4 separate regions of the Homo sapiens genome follow, and regions 2, 3 and 4 are each linked to region 1. The links are chromatin loops, found by intact Hi-C in ENCODE. Cell type or tissue: ascending aorta. All regions are shown on one strand.

Region 1 (5,000 bases):
TTTCAGGTTCTCACTGCAGCACTTAGTAGCTGTGCAAACTTGAATAAGTAACTCAATTTCTCTGAGCCCCAGATACTTCATCTCAACATAGGGTTCAATAGCCTCTCTCCTAGACTTGCCTTTAGAATGAGTGAGATCTTACAGGCTAAGTACTTGGTGCAGAGTTAGCACTCATGAAATATCCACTACTATTATTATAACACACTAGTATAACACAGCAGCTGGCAGCCATCCACACAGATAGGTTCACCTTTTTGGCCTCCATAATTCATTTGGTGGTTATGGAGATAAAGGTGCAGGTGCTCACCCTCCCCCAGAGAGATACATAGCATATCTTAGGAGTTTAATGTCCATGAGCTTTGGTATACATCAAATTGTCTTTCTTTCTTTTTTCTTGATCATCACAGTGTTGATCAGGTCTGTCTACCAAATCAGGAAGGGGAAACAGGAGGGGAAAAGGTAGAGGGAGCCCTGGGGAAGCAGTTTGCCCTGGGGTGAGGTGGTGAAGGCAGCCTGGATTTGAACTCTGCTTCCTAGAGTTTCTGAGGTCTTGGGCTGGGAGGTGCCTTCTTTCCATTTTACAGATGTAACGCTTTAGGTCCACAAAGGGGAGGGAAGGGGCTAAGGTCCTATTGCTCCTCCCAGTGCCTGGAATAATGCGTTTTTAGGGAAGCTTCCTCTGAATGTCTAAGACACCCTGGATTTCCTTTTTAAAACACTCTCCCAACTTCTCGTAAAGGCTTTTTCTTTTTCTTTTATCCTCACACTTTATACTTTATATCTATCTTTCTCTATTCTCCTTCTTTCTCTCTCTCTCATCTATCTACCTTTATCTTCTTATTTTTTATTTGACAAATAAAAATTATACACATTTATGGTATATAGCACGGTATTTTGAAATACGTATACCCTATGGAATGGCCATACCAAGCTAATTAGCATATGTATTACTGCACATACTTAACATTTATTTGTAGTGAGAACACTTCAAATCTATTTTCTTAGCAATTTTCAAGTACACAATATATTGTCATTAACTATAGTCACCCATGCTGTACAACAGATGCCTCGAATTTATTCCTCCTGTCTAACTGAAATTTTGTATTCTTTGACCAACATCTCTAAAATTTCCTTGCCATATTATTGACAAAACATTACACATTCAAAAAATAAAACATTCAAAATAAAACATTCAAGCAGCACAAAAACTCTCTCACCTCTTTGAACCCTAGTACCCCAGCTTTCTCACTAGACACCAACTTTTCCCAATTTCCTGCAGATCCTTCCAGAGACCTTCTCTACAAGAACCAATATATCAAAGCCTATCCAAGGCTCTTGTTTTGTAGAAATGGACATGAAGTGCAGTCATTGCCTGTGCCTTCACTTTTGTCACTTAGGTGTTGTTCTGTCACCATATAGGGATCTGCTTCATTTAAGGGCCACATGGTATCTCATGCTAGAATAAGCCAAATTGCATTTAACCAATCTATCAATGGACGTTTTGGTTGCTCCCAAATCTTCATCTATTACTACATTTTTGATATCTGCCTTTCCCACCTGACTGTAGACTTTATGAGGATAGTGCAGTCTGTGTCTATTTTATTTCTGTCTCTTCAAAGTATAGCATGGGGTGTCTGAAACATGGTAGGTGCTCAATAAACAGTCCTTAGATGGATGGATAAAAGGATGGATGGATGGATGGATGGATGGATGGATGGATAAAAGGATGGATGGATGGATGGATGGATGGATGGATGGATGAATGGATGGATGGATAGATGGATGGATGGATAGATGGATGTATGATGTATGGATGGATGATGGATGGATGGATGGATGGATGGATGATAAATAGATGGATTGGTTAGTTGTAGAACCTGGACTAAGTCTCTGATTCTCCTACCCCACTCTTTTGTGGCCTGAGGGACCCAGCTCTTTGACAGTCTCACCCAAGGAGGAACGCAGTACGGAGTCCCCATCTTCAGGCAGAGCCAACAGTGGAGACGAGCACATGCTGTCCCGCTGTGCTCACAGCTCCATGAGCAATAGCAGGCTCCCAACCAAAGCTCTCCCTTGGACGCTCACAGATAGCAGCGGCTTCCCAAGGCCTGCTGGGTGGAGTTGCACCACGTTATGGAAACTTCTATTTCTGCTTTATAAAAACAAAGTAGGAAAGGAAACCTGGCTCGGCAAGAGACACATGCTGGCCTCGTGAGTCATCTTTCTCCAAGCAAGACCAGAAAATCCTCCCAAAACTGGGGCTTTCACTGAGTCTTTGGCCTACATGCTTATGTTTCTCCCTCCCGAACCCCAGAGCCCTGTACACATGGGAGTTGCAAACTCAAGTGCCCCCCAGGAGACTGGCCAGAAATGTACAATAAAAAGTGAGGCCAGCACATGGCAAAATGAAGGACACTTTTCTCTTCTACACCAGCAATCTTGTGTTTTTTTTTGTTTTTTTTTTTTAATGTGAAATATCTCAACTTTTAAATTTCAGAGACCAATGAAGATATTTTTTAAAATGCTACATAGGCTAAGTCAACTTACAGAGGGCTGGCTTTGGTCAGATGGCCACCTGTGTGAGCCTCTGTTGGATGCTCTGTTGGATGTGAGAGTCAGCAACACTCGAGATCATTTATGTTTTCACCTTCTCTGTGGACTGGGACTCTCTCTGTGCAATTCTGTATCTCTGAGACCCTGCAGAGTGGGAAAATAAAGCAATTGTTGTGTGCTTTTTTTGCTTTTAATTAATGCATTGATTTTACAGATACTTATTGATCATTCCATGTATATGCTAGTCTAGGTGATGTCCGTTTTGCATCTCTTTTCTATCTTCTTTCTGCATCTGCTGCATCCTAGTGGCTATAAGCTTAAGCTCTAGTTTCAAATTGCCTGGGTTCAAATCCTGGCTCTGTCACTTACTAGCTAAGTGACCTTGGACGTGGGATTCAGCTTTTTTCCCCAAGCCTCAGTTTGCTCACTTGTGAAATAGGGGTCATTATAGTCTCTCTCACTGTGAGAACTAAATGAACTGATGTCAGGAAATGTTTAGAATACCCCCTGGCTCCTGTTCAGCTGTTGATCATCACCCATTTGCCACATTCTTGTTAAATGCCCTTTATGGGTTAAGCTTGTGCTTGGCATTAAGGTTTCTGCCACAAGCAAAGTGGGGCCCACTCCCACAAAGACTTTCTTACTAAATTCTCAAAGTAACCCCATTGTACAGATGCAAAAACTGCGGGTCAGGGAGGGAAAGTGACTTTCCTGAGGTCACACAGCTGGTCAGTGTCTGAGATGGGATTCCAATCAAGTACATCTGTCCTTCCTACCAGAACCCATGCTTCTTCTGGGCGCAGAGAGATGGAAAGGATCCCTCTTTTCCCAAGGCTTCCCTTGACAGGCAAGGAGTTGGCCTCCGTTTCTGCAAGAGTCCCTCAGACAGCTCTGATCATTTTCAAGTGGACCCAAAAAGAGAAGGGCTGGCATGTGCTCATGATCCCAAGCCTGGGAGCTTGGCACAGCACAGGCCCTTCTTACTGGGCATGGAACCAAAATTCTTAGAAGCTTCTGACTTGTTTTCTCCTTTGGATGAAGGCATAGTGCATGTTCGCTGTGTGCCTCCATGCATGCCTCGTAACAGAGAATGGTCACACACATAGGGAGTCCACAGCTGAGGGTCATGTACCTTACCTTCCAAAGCCCCAGCCCTCTGCAGGGTGCTGTCTTGCCACCTTTCCAGGAACCGTGACCTCTGGGTTAGTTGGCAGCCAACATTTACTGAGCAGTTAATGCACATCAGACTCTATTCAAAGAACTTTACATTAACAGACTCAGTCTGCACAATCATCCCCAGAGAGGTAGATGCTATGGTACTTCCATTTGACAGATGAGGACACTGAGGCCCAAAAAGCAGAAGTAACTTGCTTAAGGTCATGATGCAACTCAATGTTAGATAAAGCCAAATGTCAAAATATGAGTTCTCAGAGGTCTCTGGGTTAGAGAATGGTCTTTCTGGCTGGTGGCACTTTTATGATGTGCCTCAATATGTCTGGGACAAAGTGGCATTCAATTAACCCAGCTCCATCCACCCATCTGTCCACACACTTATGAGTCGTATGATCCTGGGTTCATCAGTTCACCTTTGGGACACTCACTTCTAAACTGCAGGCCAAAATGCCAGTACTCACCCTTGCAGGAACGAGGACCAGAACACCTGAATGGGTAGTTACCTGCTTTGGGAAAGTGACATGCTGGGTAGGCAGAAGGAAGTGTTCACACCAGTATCCCTCATCTCCATCAGGCTTGGCTCTGAGCCCAGGTCAGGCTTGAGCACAGCCAATCAGTGACTCATCCTTGCTGGGGGCATAGTCTGCTGTTGTGTTAGAAAAGCTAGACCACAATGATTAATTCAAGCATGATAAGAACGTCTGGGCTCTAACCATCTGCTACTGTGTGACCTGGGGTAAGTCCCTTCCCTCTCTGGGCCTCAGCATCTCCAGGTACTTAGACCCTATGAACTCTAGGAACATTTTAGGCTCAGACAATTGATGGAAAATTGCAAAGACTCCACGGGGGGGGGGTCTCCCTCAACTAGTTTCTCTTTGCCCTCATGTCTGGAAATCTAGTGGCAAAAATGCTTGCTCTCCTAACTAATTTGTATCCACCTCTGGCACAAAGAAACCTCAGGACTAGTTTTCTGTTCCCGCAATTAATAATATTATTGTTGTTGTCGTTGTTAATATTCACTGCATTAACTGAACTCAATGTGCTGAGTCTTTTACACCCATTGTCTCTTTGAATCCTCAAACTAATCTCTTGGGCTAGATACTATGATCCCTTTCTCTTAACAGATAAGGAAAGTGAAGCTCCCAAGACTTGATTAAGTAGCTCAAGGTCATCCTCAGTGCCAGGATCAGAAGCTGCAATTTGAACTGGGGAACTCTGGTCTAGCCTTTCAGCTCTCAGCCATGAGACGGCACACCCAGCCCTGCAGATCAAAA
Region 2 (5,000 bases), 220 kb before region 1:
GATGCTTTGCAAATTGATGAATAGGATAGGACCGACAGAGATGCCAGAATTGCATACAAACCGTGTGACCTTTGCAATATCCACCCCCTAATACCTCATTGCCATCTCTGCAGCCAGTAAACTAGATTTTAGCAGAGATGGAAAGACCATTTATTTGGGTCATACTTCCTCAAATGCAAAATGGCTCCATCCATTGTGGGTTTTGGCCCTAAAATATAGAGCTTTCCAGAGCAGTTCTATTTGTTGGACAGGAAATGGCTCTACACCCTTCTCAATAGATGGATACCAATCAGTTTCATTCCAGCCAAGCCAAGCCAACTAAACCCAACGAAATCTACTTAACCCAATTCAATCCACATCAATTCAACTGAAATAAACCGACATAACCCAACTTAGTACAACCTCACCACCGACACAATACAACCCCATTCAACTTGACCTTATTCAGCAAAAACCATTGAACCCAACAAATTCCAACAAATTACATTTCAACATGATGCAACAGACCACTTCTCAGCCACCTAAGTCAACCCAATACAAGCCAATCCAAGTCAGCACAACTCCCAGCACAAGATAGTCCCACAACCCAATGAAATTCAATCTAGCGCAATTTAATAAACTGTTTCAACAACTCTTTTGTCTAAGGAAGGTAAGGTACTTTGGACAGAAGACCAAAATAATGTCTCTTAAATGTCTATTTGTTTACCATTCGTGTTTAATGGAACTCTTGAAATTATAGCCTCTCCAAATCTCCTCAGTGTGTGAGGTAACTGAAACTCAGGAATTAAAGCCGCCTCCCCTCTCTGGCCCCTGAATCCTCACACTTTATTTTATGGAGTTACTGGTCTCATCTGAACTAGATTGTGAGTGCTTGGGGGCAGAAACGGTGTCAAATTCATCTCCCTTCAGTACCTTTAGATGGGCATCAAGAAAATATAGTTTAAACGTATAAATGACTAGAAGTTTGTGAAGCTTATTCAGTTTTGGAGGTCAGTAGCGTTTTATCCCCTTTGGGGACCTGGCTGAGGAGGATTGTCAGGAGGGCCCACAGACGGACCTAGGTTTGACTCCTGGCTTTGCCACCTACTATCTGTGTGCCCTTGGGCAAGTCATACCACCTTTCTGGGGCTCAGTTTCCTTGTTCATAAAGTGAGGGATGTATTACTGACTCTAGGGCTGTTCTGGGGATAAATATTGAGTTGACACATGTGAAGCACTTCCACCATATCTGACATATAATTGAGGATGCATAAATACCTACTATATTTTTTTCCCTGAGTTTCCTTGTTCAGCATTTTCTTTTAGTGACTTGGGGACAGCAGCCTCTGTGGACCAGAAAATTTCAAAACTCTCTCTGGATCCCTTGTAGGATAATACCCTCTCTTGTGATAATTTCATTGGCATAATTGTCAAATAACCACCATTTGTTTTGTATTTTACTATGGTTCTTTAGCTCAAATAAGCCTGCAAATGATTGATCTGGTGGAAGTATGAATTTATACATATAAATAATTAGGGTACAACACACTGTGAGAATCACAATCATTTGGACACCCACTGTTTCCCAGGATGCGTGGGTAGAGAGCTAAAAGCAATGTGATCCCTGTCCCCAAGGAATGTACAGTTTAGTGGAGAACCTGATGCAGAAATAAGACTGGAAGGGGCTAACTTTGACTGAAGGCTCCAGCTACGGCAGCCTCGTATGCTGAGCAGTGGGTTGCCACGTAGGAAGGTAGCTTATTCTGGGCCACCACTGGTGAGTTTTCAACCAGGCCTTTTCTCTCTCTGACACTCAGTTTCTTCAACTGCAAAGTGGGGATCGTGGGGCATAGAAGACATCCTCGTTGGTTGTTGTGAAGATTCAGTGAGAGAGTGACCAGTTCTTAAAGCAATTCTCTGTCTTGAGTCATGAAGAATACATTTGTTGGACTCCACTTTCCATTACGAGAAATACACATTCCATCATCTGAACTACTGGACAAGCGCTTGCGGCTCTCAGACACACAAATGGCCCCGTATGAACAATTTGGCCACCACCATCTCTCTCGGTGCCAGATTGCCTGTGGCAGGAGTTGTGGCTGACCCTAAGTCCTCAGACTGGGGCTCACGTCTAAGCCACATTTGCTGTACTGGGCATGCCAGGACAGCTGGTTCCAAAGTCAACTGCATTCCCTGCCGAGGAGCCAGGGCTGAAGTCTTCATCACAGCCTGGTTATGGCTTAGGCATTATAAATGATGCTGTGCTGACAGCCAGGTGGACAGCCTGCCTAACTGGATGATGCTTCATCTGTCCTGACAGGGACAGCCCTGCAAATAGAATCTGAGGGATGGCAGACCTATTGGAGTCATCGTGTCCTTCCACTGAGTCTGGTGGGACTCTCTTCCACTCATCTCAGACTGGAAGATGCCTGCCTTTTTTCTTTCTTATAAGTCTCCACAGAGAAAGGGAGCTCTCCCCAGGACACACTTTATTTTTCTTTTGGCAGTGGTTAGTGCAGGGTTAAAAAGTTCTGGAGTCAGATCTGTGTTCAAATCTGGATTGAGCCACTCACAAGCTGTGTGACCTTGGGCAAGTTACCAAACCTCTCTGAGCCTCAGTTCCCTTACTGTTAAAATAAAAAAGAAGAATGATGACCAGCTCCAAGAGTTGATGTGGGTTTCAGTTGGAAGAAGGATCACAGGAAATGCTCTGGGAATGGGAGGTGTGATTTTTTGGGGGGACACTGGGTCATCAAGGACAATTGCTCTGCCCCCTCCCTTGGCGTGCATGGGAATGGTGAGAGCTGCCCATCACTTGGGACAGGTATAGCTCTGTCTGGTTCCAGGGCTAGATAAGACCCCCTCTGAAGGGCCACTGGTGTCCTCTCCCGGGCCCTACTCAGGAGGCAGAGTAGCACAATGGGAGGACACAGGACTGAGGATCAGGGCTTGATTCCTGGCTGGGTGACCTTAGTACATCAACTGCTTTCTGTAGGCCATAGCTGATGGGGAAAGCCCTGGATAGAGCTTTAAAAAATAGCCATGTTTGTGTTTGTGGTTCTCAAACTACCCTTCAGGGAACAGAAGTGCTTCAGATGTGGCTGTGCTCACCCCCATGCCCAGCCTTCATTAAAAATAGATTTGTGGCTGAACACAGTGGCTCCTGTCTGTCATCTCAGCACTTTGGGAGGCTGAAGTAAAAGGGTTGCTTGAGGCCACAAGTTCTAGATCAGCTTGGGCAGTGTAGTGAGATCACATCTCTACAAAAATAGGTTAAAAATTAACCAGGGATGGTGGCGCATGTCTGTAGTCTCAGCTACTCAAAAGGCAAAAACAAGAAGATCATTTGGGCTCAGGAATTTGAGGCTGCAATGAGCTATGGTCGTACCACTGCACTCCAGCCTGGGTGACAGAGCGAGACCTCATCTCTAAAAAATTAGAAAGAAAAATAAAAAATAGATTTGTGTTCCAAGTAAGAAAAGCTTAACAAGCTGCTGTTGCCAGCAGACTCTAGGTTTACTTGGAGGAGGTGGGGATTGTATTCTACCTCCAGCACCATGGCCCTCAAAGGCACCCAATGGTAAGTGTCCTCCGTGGCTCCCTGTTGCTTTTTGAGAGTCAGGCCTTCACTGGGCACTCAAGGCTTTCCAACCTGACCTGCCCCCTCCAGCTCACTCCCACACTTTGGTGCTCCAGTTATTCAACTCCAGGCCATTCTATGACTGCTTTTGCTGTGGCCCAACATTTCCTTTTGCGCACTGCAATTCCCTCCACTTTGAAAGCTGTTCATCCGCTTCTCCATGGAGTCCCGTTCTTTTTTTTTTGACTGTCCTAAATTGTTTATTAGGTATGAATTTTACAAACTTTAATTATATTAGCGGTAACGGTGGAGCTGGAGAGTATTGCGCCTTCTCTAAGCTGCCCGGCGAGAACCACCAACAGTGTGGTGGAACTTATGGCCCTTTCCAAGCCCAGGGCTCTTTCAGCCTTCAGATGTCAGCCCACGCATCTCCCTGTGCTTGTGGAGTGGTTTGATGATCCATTGGGTGTCAGGATTTCTTCTGATAGCTTTATGGAATGGATCAATGAGGACAACCTCAGAAAATTTTTATGTGGAATCTTCACCAACCCTGTAAGAATTCAGGACGCTCAGAGCCCCATGGTGGCGTCCAGCTCGCTCCTCTGCAACGGACTGAAGGCTTCGAGCAAACTTTAGCTGGTTAACACCATGATGGACAGGCTTGCTGTAAGTTGCACCCTTAGGAACTGGGCGTTTTCAGCCACCACGGCGAACATGAATCCTATATATAACGGCGAACACGAATCCTATATATAACGTAACCTTGCTTGGCCTTGTTTGTAGCCCAGTCGGTGCACTTTATCAGGCCGGGTGGGGCGGGGAGCCCTGTGGAGAGCAGATAGCTGGCGGTACTGCCAGCAGCGGACCCTCAGAAGAAAGCGCATGACATCAGACTGCTTCTTTCTCCATAGCTCCAGGATGTACTTGTATGCACCCATCTTGGCTTATCTGATGGCTGCCGCCAGACCGGAGTCTAATTCTTTACTTATTCTTCTAGACCACATTGAAATGTCCTCTCACATCAGAAGGTTTCTATTTTGAGCCCTCCAGGGAGAGGTCAGCAATTATTCATGCATTCCAATGCCGCATTTGTGGAATGCTTTACTATGTGCCAGATGTGGGGGATAAAGAGTGAACAAAAAGAGACACAGTCTCTAACTTCATGGAGTTTATATCCTGTTCAAAACAGAGAGTTAATCAAATACAGACACAATTGAGTATGTATTTAGAAATCTAAATTAGTGCCCCTAATGAAACAAGTTGTAGCAGAATGCTTAACAAGGGATCTGACTAAATTGGTGTATTGGAAGAGGCTTCCCTAAAGAAGGGATGCTGAAGCTTCAGGTCCAATTAGACAGGTGAGTGCGGAGTAGGGAGGGCAGCATGTGCAAAGGTTCTGTGGCAGGAATGATGGTGTATGGTGACTGCCCATCTTGGTCTA
Region 3 (5,000 bases), 86 kb before region 1:
TAACCCTTCCTTCTCCACCAGACTCACCCGTGTCTTTCTCCAATTGCCCCCCTCAGCAGTTTCCTAAAAATCCATTACTCACGTTATTCCTAGAAACTATGGTTCCCTCTCTTGGCTTGTGCTTCATATTGTAACTAATGGTTTACTCATTTTTGCCTTCATTTATTACATTTATCAAGGATCTACTATCCATCAGGAGCAACTGCTTCATTTACTCAATTGCTCAATGGGCATGAAACATAATAGTGATGCCCTACATTTGTACAGTCCGTTATATGTTGTATAGTGTTATTACATAAATGATCTCATTTCACCCTCATGACAGCCTTCTGAGATTAGAATTATTTTACAGATGAGGAAACTGAGGCTATGATATGTAAAATAGTTTGTTTTAGGTCATTCAACTTGTATGTGATGGAGTGAAGACATCAACCAGATGTTTTTAGTTTGATTTGGGAGCCCTTTCAGCCATGCTAGTAAGCACCTGTTATAACCATCCATCCATCCATCCATCCATGCATCCATCCATCCATCCCCCCTTGTACCCATCCATCCTTCTATTCACTCACACATATATCCGTCCACCCACCCTTCCACCCATCCTCCAATCCTCCCATTCTTCCACCTACCCACTCATCCATCCATCCTTCCATTCATTTATTCATCTACCTATCCATCCATTCACCCATCCACCCAACCATTCTTCCACTCACCCACTCACTCACTCACTTACTCACTCACACATCCATCCATCAACCCCCACATCCATTCTTCCATCTATTCACCCATCTACACATTCATCCTTCTACTCACCCACTCATATATATATCCATCTGTTCACCCATCTACACAACCATTCTTCCATCCATCCATCCATCCATCCATCCTTCCATGCACTTATTCATCTATCTATCCATCCATTCACCCGTCCACCCAACCTTTCTTCCACTCACCCACTCATGTATCCATCCATCCACCCCCCCATCCATTCTTCCATCTATTCACCCATCTACACATTCATCCTTCTACTCACCCACTCATATATCCCTTCATCTATTCACTCATCTACACATCCATTCTTCCATCCATCCATCCATCCATTGTAAAGCAGGGATTGCAAGGCAGGTAAGACATAGTCCATGTTTTCAATGGTCTTTCTTTCTAGGTTTGTGCTGTCCAATGTGGTAGACATTTGTGACTATTTAAATCTAAATGTATATTAATTATAGTTAAATAAAATGTAAAATGTGGTTTCTCAGTCACATCAGTCACACTGCAAGGGTTCCACATGAAACTGGTGGCTCCCATATTGGACAGCTCAGATATGCAAAGTTTCCGTCATCACAGAAAGTTCTATTAGAAACAGTGCTGCTCTAGAGGCAGAAGCTGAAAGATATACAATTATGAAAGCATAAGGCAGGTGGTGAGAACTTCTGTGAAGTATGTAAAGAGCTACAAATACAATCAACCACAGGACAACAGCAACAGCCACGGTTGCTTGTTGGTTAAGAACTTTATAATTTGCAAAATCCAGGGGCACCCATTTGCTGTTTGAACACTTTGCTAAATGGGAATTTTAAATATATTTTACAGATAAGGAAATTGAATATCATAGAGATAAAGAGACAAACACGGGGGAGTTTGGGAATTATTTTTTTCCTTCCTTCCTTCCTTCCTTCCTTCTTTCCTTCCTTTCTTTCTTTCTCTTTCTTTCTTTCTTTCTTTCTTTCTTTCTTTCTTTCTTTCTTTCTTTCTCTTTCTTTCTTTCTTTCTTTCTCTCTTTCTTCTTTCTTTCTTTCTCTCTCCCTCCTCTCTCTTTCTTTCCTTCTTTCTTTCTCTCTTTCCTTCCTTCCTTCCTTCCTTCCTTCCTTCCTTCCTTCCTTTCTTCTTTCTTTCTCTTTCTTTCTTTCTTTCTTTCTTTCTTTCTTTCTTTCTTTCTTTCTTTCTTTCTTTCTTTCTTTCCCTCCTTGGAGTTTGCAGAAGGAAAATATCTTTCAGGGCTCTATTTTCTCTTGATCGGAAAATGCCCAGCACCAAAACACACCTCCCTTGGCATCCTGTCATTTTTCTTTTAAAATTTCTTAGCTATGATGAATCTGATGCAGCCAGCTTCATGGCTTCTGGCTTCTCTCCTTTCAGTCTGACCCAACAGTAGCTACCAGAGAGGTCTCCCTAAAAGGCAAAAAGACCAAGCCTTTCTCCTGCTTAGAACCTTCCCTGGCTTCCCATTCCTTTTAGGGTAAAGTGCAAACTGCACACCGTGATCCAGGCCCTGCTGACTCACCTGCTGAGAATCCCCTCATTCTTCGACACTTGGGTTAGTTCTTTAGGGCTGTCATTCCACAGGTCGCTTTATGCTCCTTACCATATAGTATCCCTTTGCCCCGACACCCTTCTGGCTCTTGACTGCCTGATGGACTTCTAGTCTTTTTCCACCACTGCTCTCAAATATGCAGAGCTGCATCTAGTCATATACCTGTATGTGATGGAGAGAAGCAGAAAGAGAGGTGGGGGGAGAGAGAATGGGAGGGAGATAGGGAGGCAGACAGAGAAGAGAGGATAGGAGGGGAAAGAAAGGGAGGAAGACAAAGGGGCGAAGAGAAAGACAGAAGAGGGGAGAGGAGGAGAGGGGAGGGGATAAGAGGGATAAAGAAAGAGAGGAAGAGACAAGCAGAGAGAGATGGGAAGGCTGAGAGAGAGAGTAAGGGAAGAGAGGGGAGGTGAGGGGAAAGGAAAGAAGGGAAGGAGAGAGGAGACAGATGGGGAGGAAGAGAGGAAAATAGAAGGAGATATCTAAAACGATATTTGCCCCCCACCAAATGTTAAGTGATTATCCTTGGGGGGAAGAACTTTGGAAGTTACACTTTCAATTTTGTATTTTAAAATTGTGTGTATTTTTAGTCCACTTACAGATACACTTTTTCCAAACAGCATACAACGACAAGAAAGTAACATTCAAATATTACCAGGTCACTTCAGCTGTGAATTCTTTTCAGGACCCCCCTTTTTTCTTCCAGAATTATGCACATCTTCCCTTCCACCCACCTGCCCCAAATGGAGGGGTGTAGCTGGCCACCTGGGAGTTGTTGAAAGACAGGAAGATCAGTGCCTTATCTTCCTGGTCTCCAGTGTTCTGCACCGAACCCGGCCAGGACAGGCCGGGCCTTGTAAATATTGGTTTAATGACCAGACGCTGGAAACTCATTATAACACCATGCATTGTCCAGGTTAAATAATGGAAAGGATTATTACAGCAATGATGCTGCAATATACTCTCAATTAGCCATGGCAATGAGGAGCACGGGGACAGCTCATGCCACTAAGCTGGGGATCATCAAAAGGCAATTTTCCCTTCTGTGGACCACCATGCCCTCTTTGTGTTTTAGTTATTGGTGATTCCCTATGAATACACCATCCCCCACACCCACATCCATACACCTTTTTTCTTTTTCTTTTTAGGGCAGGGGCACTGACTCAAATCTCAATCATATCTGGTTGGAGTTGATCACAAAACCAGCTAGTTTCTTAACACAGGTGATGAACCGCCAGTGAGCAGCTGTTCTCAAAGCGTGGGCCCCGTATTTGCAACCTCGGCATTGCTGCCTGAGAACTTGTTAGTAAGGCACATTTTGAGGTCCACCTCTGAATCAGAATCTTTAGGTTGGTGTTCAGAAATCTACACTCCCATGAGTTTTTCAGGCGATTCTGATGCATGCTCAAGCTTCAGGATCATTGGCCCGAAAGGGGACTCAGTTGCTTGGGTTCCATTTCTGGCTGTGCTGCTTGTTGGCTGTCCCACCTCTGGCAAGTCCCCTCACCTCTTCATGTCTCTGCGTCCTCACCTGTAATATGGGTACATCCACAGTGCCCATCTCATAGGATGTGTCAGGATGGGTGAAGAGCAGTCAAACAGCACTCACACTTAGTCCCAGCAGATGCTACCTGGTACCATATTTCATGGAGTAGAAGCTGCCTTTGATCATCAGACTCATCCAGAATTCACATAGTAAGTGTAGGGCATAAGTTTTCCTTAAAACAGTATTTCTCAAACTTCAGCGTACACACAAATCACCTGGGAATGTTGTTAAAAGGCAGACTCCAATTCAGCAGGGCTGAGGCCAGAGACGCTGCATTCTTAGCAAGCTCTCATGTGGGAGGATGCTGCTGGTCCCTGGACCACATTTTTGTTGTATGGGTTGGATCCAGAACCAGCACCTTTGTGTACGGATTGGATCTCACAGTGGGCTCACATGATGTGCTGGCAATGGTCATGGACTGGTCCTGGGACAGGGTGGTGGAACAGGATGTAGTTCATTTTGCTCATTCTTCTCTGGCCAAAGGACAGCAAGGATTGACATAAGAACTGGAGACATGGTTTGAGCTCCTTGTAAGCCCACTCACTGGCCTAAAGGAAGCCCTTTGATCTCAGCATCCTTATCTGCCAAATAGACCACTCAATGCCCACCAAGTCCATTCTAAGGGCAAGTGGGGAAAATCAAATACCCATGTTCTCAGTGAGTGAATTAATGACATATCTTTCCTTGGGACCATGGTTTTTCCAGAGTTTAAAAATAATGAAATGATGTGGATATTTAAAGGCATCAGGACAAGGCATTGCTGGTGAAGTTGGCTAATTATTACATTACCATATGATCATCATCGGTGTGAGTCATAAGCCCTGCACTCTGATTCTCTTCTGAGCACCAGCCCTAGGAATGGCCAGTCCTTACAATCACCCTGGAATTCTGACAGTTCCAGGGGACACCTGTCAGGCCACCCTCCTGGGTGGGCTTAGCATACTGAGGGCCATGCAGAGGGAGACCCGGTTGTATCCTCAAAGCCTCATTACTACAACCATCGTCTTTGCAGCCACTCTGATTTCAAGGCACTGCTCACTTCCTAGGGGACATGACAGGGCTGGAGAGAGAAGGGGTCATGCACCGCTCAGTTCCAGAATGAACAAAGAACACTTATGAGGGAGAGAAAAAATGCCTCTTGAC
Region 4 (5,000 bases), 410 kb after region 1:
ATTCATTTTTGCATCTCCAGCTCCTAGCACATAGTAAGCACTCCGTGTTGGCTGATTTACACTTCAAAGTAAAAGTAATCCAATAATACATGAAAAGCACTTGACTTGGAACAAGACCTGCCACAATAAAAGTCCTGAAGAAAATTGTAGTTAATGTTGTGTGGATACAAACTGTGTGGGTCCCTCTTGAACATATCACAACCCTAATCTATTCTGGAAGGCACCCACTTCACCCCAGGTGCTCCAAACAACAGAGCTTGAATTCCCTTGGGAGCCCCCGGCACAAGGGCCACCCAAAATTAGACCTGCCCCTGCTGGTGCTTAAAATTAGAAGGAGTTTGCATTCCAAGATGCCAACAGGTGCGAGCAATAGTTCATGGACCAAAATAAATTGGTGACACACTAGGGCTTAAAATTAGATGAACCCTCTTGGTTCAAACTGTTGTCCATGGCGGGTGGTTGTCTTGGGTAAAGGATAGAGAGGAGGATGCTCAAACTACTCAAAGCCTGAACTCAGGAGATGAAAGGAATCCACATGGACTGAAAATGTATCTGGTGCCAGGCCCTGTGCCGGCAGTCTGGATTAAATTATGCAGCTGGATGTGCACAGTGGTGCTGGAAAACAGTGCTGTCCTTATTATCATCATACGTTGCCAATGACAAAACAGCTTCATGCCAGGGACTTGTCCAAAGGCACCCAGCTAGCAGGAGACAGAGCAGGGTTTGAAATCCCACCTCTCACTGGCTGCCCCAGGCTTGTTTCAGGGTGCCAGACTACCCACCACCCCTACTTCCCTAAGTAGCCTTTGTCTGGGTGGATCATGTGTCCTGGCCCTGAACACACTGATTGGACAAAGCAATGGTTGTGTGCCCTAGTGCAAACCACTCATTAGCCAGGGACTTACAGGTGGAAAGAAGTAACTGAACCAATCAGATGTCACCTGGAGGAATGTGCACTAGGCAACTGTCCTAAGAGAAAGGGATGCAGTAGGCTCTACTGAGGAAAGCGAGAGGTGGGGCAGCAGCCCAGAGCAACACGGTCACATAATGACTTCAGCAAATACTAAGGAGCAGACGGGCATATTACACTGTATCCTCAACTCATCCCTGGGAATTTTACCCCCTTTTATAGATGAAAGCAGCTGGGTATTGGTGAGGTCACCAAGCAACCCCACAGAGAGGTGAAGACAAGGTTTCAGATTCCAAAGTCTTCCAGTCTACTGTAGGAACTTAGGGGTGTGTGTATATTCACGTGTGTGCACAGATATGGGAGAGGGCATGCGCGTGTGAGTGGCTGTGTGTGTGCCCATTGTGTATGTGTGCATGGATGTGGGTGTCACACAGGAAGGATGCGAGAATGGGAGATTCAGAGCAGGTTTGGTCCTCAAGGTGGCTGCAATGGGTGCCCCACACTTCAAGCCACCAGTAACTCTGTGATCCTCTTCACATTTCCCCTGTTTTCCAACAATGGGGCCACATCAGCCCCACCAGGGCTCTACTGGAAATTGTTGTTGATACCTAGACAGAAAGGGCTTTTCACTGTCCAGACCCCCATGGGCTGGTTGCTCTCCCAGGATCAGCACGAGGACTTTCTGTGAGCTCTGGAAAAAAGTAGACTGCACTTAAGAGAAAACTTCCCAAAGGAGTAGATTTTAAGTCTGCTTCAGTTGAACGCCATTGATCTCTTTCTCTAAAAGACCCTAAACAGTGAGAGAGTCCTATTCAGAGGTTCTGATCAAGGCTGGGTAAGGCTCTGCCCCCACCAGCCCTCTGTGTGCTACCGAACACAGGCATCAAGCTTTGGAAGAAGCCACTTCAAGACAAATTCTGGGTCCTCCACCTGGAGCCAGCTCAAACCTCCCTGAACCTGTTTCTCCATCAGTAACATGGCGAATATTCCTCCTTCATAGGTTGTTCCAAAGAAGTTAAAACTATAAAGTCAGAGATCAGTAATAGTCAGTTTCTTTGAGCATCTTGCATAATGACATAAAATAAAACTGTACTAAGTGTCAGGAACATTGGGTTCCACTTTTTTGCCTTGCCGTTGACATACTCCATGATTTGGGGCAAGTCCTTGTCCTCTCTGGACCATATTGTTCTCTGTTCTATAATTAAAGTGTTAGCCCTGATTAATGGATTCATTCTTACTATGTACTGAGTCTTGGACTCAACATGGTAGGTGTAGATGTGAATATGACAAAGAAGGTCCCTGTGGCATCTGGGAAGGCTTTACCCAGACACCTTAGGAAACTACTATTGGTGACTGACCTTTGGAAGAAGAGGCACGTAAGCTAACTCCTTTTTTTCTTTCTTGGGAGGTTGCAAGAGTAAAGAGCATGTTCAAGGAAAGAAGGAGTCCCTCTCCAGGGTTCTCCTAGGTCTGTTTGTTGATTGGCTCGTTGAGTACGTAACCCACATGTACACACACACATCTGCATGGGCATGCATAGACATGCGACGCACACACCTACCAGAAGGCAGGGTTCAACAGGCCCAGCAGCGGCGTCTTGGGGAAAAGGACTGATTCGAGAGAAAACAGGAAGCAACTCCAAGTGTTCAAGCCTCCCTCTGCAACCCCGTTCCTTTTCCACACATTATGAAAATGAGATTGGACGGTGGAGGGTAGAGAGGTGCGTAATGCTCCTGCTATTTCCTGACGTCCTTCCCAGTGCCTCAGAGGCCCAGATCGAGTGGAATTATCTCCTCCCCTGGCTGGGAGGGAGCTAGCTTAGAGCCAAAAACACCAAGATATGGAGAAGAAGCCTGAAGGACTATACAAACAAGCTAGGCTCGTGGCTTCAGGCCAAGAGGAACTGAGCCAACAACCCTCCCCTGTCCCAGTGCAAACCCAGATGTTGGCTGGCCCCCCCGCTATTGGCCACAGAGGTGATGGGGGTCCCACTTCAGGATCTGAGCCCTGCTTGAGTAAGACTGACAGGGGGCTGGTGTGTGAATCTGGAGAGAAACAGGGGACTGGGTGCCTTCCTTTCTTTCTCTCTCTCTCTCTCTCTCTCTCTCTCTCTCTCTCTCTCTCTCTCTCTTCCCAGTCTCTGCCTCATCATCTTGTCACCTGTATGTATCTCTCTCTTTCTCTTTGCAGTGTCAGCCCAGTCTTTTTCTCTGGAACAAGTAGGGTGAAGCTGGCAGGATGTCTGAAAAATCCAACCTGACCAAAAACTTGCTATGAAACCCAAATTAACATAAGACACCCTGTTCTGTCTATCACACTGATAAAAATGGAAACATCAATAATATTCTTCATTAACAAAGGTAGAGCAAACAGGCTGTCTCAAAAATTATTAGTGGGAGTAAAAACCAGTATTAAATGTGCACGCTCCTGACCAAGCAATACTACTGGCACAAACTCAACGTGCACAAAGATGTATGAGGAAGTATAAGAATACAATGGTATTGTTTATACACCATTGTTTGTCATAATGAAATCTGCCAATAATGCAAGAATGATGTAAAGGGGACTGGTTAAATAAGTCAAGGTGTCACCATACTATGGAATATTATGCAGATATGTAAAAGAATGAGCTAGGTCTACATGTCAGGCATGGAAAGACATCCATGAACAAAGAAAGTCACATAAAGGTTTAGCTGGGGTAGCTTAGGCTATGCTTAATAACAAGTATGTCTGAACACCTCAGTGGCTTACTACAAAAAGGTTCATTTCTTGCTCAAACAAAGTCTAATGGAAGCCTGGTCACTCTCCAGGGTAGCTGTGCTCCATGCTGTGACTCAGTGATCCAATCTGAGTCCATCTCATGGCTCTACTATCTCAATACTATCTCGGCATCCTGTTCACTATAGAGGGAAGAGAATGCAGAAAGAACTCACACCTGATCATGCATGCACCACCCTTTGCTGGGAAGTCACATGCCCTCTGCCTAATTACAAGGAGACAGGAAAATTGGGAGGAGTAAGTTGATTTTAAGTGAGCCATAAAAAGGCAAATGTAAGAATTATCCCCACTTTACATATGGAAAAATGAAGTCTCAGACAGACCACCACTCACTGCAGTGAATGTTTTTACCTCCCTAGCATCCATCCACCTCTTCTTCAGCCGAGGGTATCATTATATCCCTTCAGAAAGACCTGTTCTAATCTCACCCACACAGAATATGTGGGTCATAATTGCCTTAGGTTAGTTGCTTCCACAATTCTCTCAGTCATAGTGACTGGTTCTGGGAGGTACTATAGTTCAGTCAGAGCCAATGAAACCAATGGATACTCTCATGGGAGTTCTGTGTAAGCATCTGGATCAATCCATTCCTGAAGCTAATACCAACCACTTCGGCCAATATATTATTACTCCCTTACTCACCCATCCCCATTTTTTTTTGTGTTGATTTTTGTTTGCTTTGTTTGTTCCTAAGCCTCTTAGGGCCTAGAGTTTTTATCAGGACTTAATCCCAGGTCTTCCAGATTCCAATGCCCACTCTTAACCAGCATATACGATACCCTGTCTTAGATGAGGCAGCAGAAGGGACCTTACATATTTTCTGGTCCAAACCCTTTTATTTTACAAATGAGATTGAGACCCAGGGAAGTCAAGTGACTCCCCTGAGGCCACACAGCAAGCCCATCTCAGAGCCTGCATTGCCATCCACAGACCCCTGCTCTTGCCACAAAACTTCCACTCAAATTTACCTGACCTAAGCCCCTTGTGTCTCTGAGGCCCTGGGGATGTCAGCATCATTTCTGATGTAAACAGATGATGACCAAGGCCCACCCTGATACGTCTGGCTGTGAACTCTGTTCCAAGCTATCGGTTGCCAATAACAGTTCAAGTGCTGACATTTTAGAATGACTTAGTTTCTTTTTCATTTCATTTAGTGTGGATTCTAATGACATCATCCTCACTCAGTCACCTTCTGATGGGTTTTGTCCAGTGAAGAGAAAGCCAGAGATTTGCGGGTGGCCTTCTGCAGGAATTGCATGTCCAACCACTTGAGGTCTCCAAGTCTCATTTTCCTTCCCTATAAAATGGCGAA

Evidence for each region. A loop is a pair of places that touch in the nucleus more often than their neighbours do. Peaks named below come from ENCODE experiments on the same cell type or tissue, not always from the same donor. Only the 100,000 strongest peaks of a DNase experiment are listed, where the experiment ranks them.
Region 2: a loop joins it to region 1, with 6 times the contacts of the local background. A loop is called at or near these places in 6 of 110 quality-filtered maps.
Region 3: it touches region 1 in a loop (4-fold over the local background); 4 of 110 quality-filtered maps call a loop at or near these places.
Region 4: it touches region 1 in a loop (1.9-fold over the local background); 2 of 110 quality-filtered maps call a loop at or near these places.

The regions. Positions count from the first base shown.
Region 1 is chr22:27,103,665-27,108,664 of GRCh38, forward strand. No RefSeq gene overlaps it. Among named protein-coding and RNA genes, the nearest start is that of LINC01638, 120 kb to the right of the region's middle. In ascending aorta, no CTCF peak of the experiment used is centred here; DNase peaks (open chromatin) are centred at 2,097, 3,555 and 4,317; H3K27ac peaks cover 4,734 bases.
Region 2 is chr22:26,883,052-26,888,051 of GRCh38, forward strand. It overlaps the pseudogene RPL15P22. Among named protein-coding and RNA genes, the nearest start is that of LINC01422, 18 kb to the right of the region's middle. In ascending aorta, no CTCF peak of the experiment used is centred here; DNase peaks (open chromatin) are centred at 2,100, 3,190, 3,366 and 4,460; H3K27ac peaks cover 3,745 bases.
Region 3 is chr22:27,017,793-27,022,792 of GRCh38, forward strand. No RefSeq gene overlaps it. Among named protein-coding and RNA genes, the nearest start is that of LINC01422, 120 kb to the left of the region's middle. RefSeq lists an enhancer at 1,707-2,906. In ascending aorta, no CTCF peak of the experiment used is centred here; a DNase peak (open chromatin) is centred at 2,219; H3K27ac peaks cover 4,199 bases.
Region 4 is chr22:27,509,877-27,514,876 of GRCh38, forward strand. The region is part of intron 1 of LOC105372981 (a long non-coding RNA gene); the gene reads right to left. Among named protein-coding and RNA genes, the nearest start is that of LINC02554, 200 kb to the left of the region's middle. In ascending aorta, no CTCF peak of the experiment used is centred here; a DNase peak (open chromatin) is centred at 2,825; H3K27ac peaks cover 2,034 bases.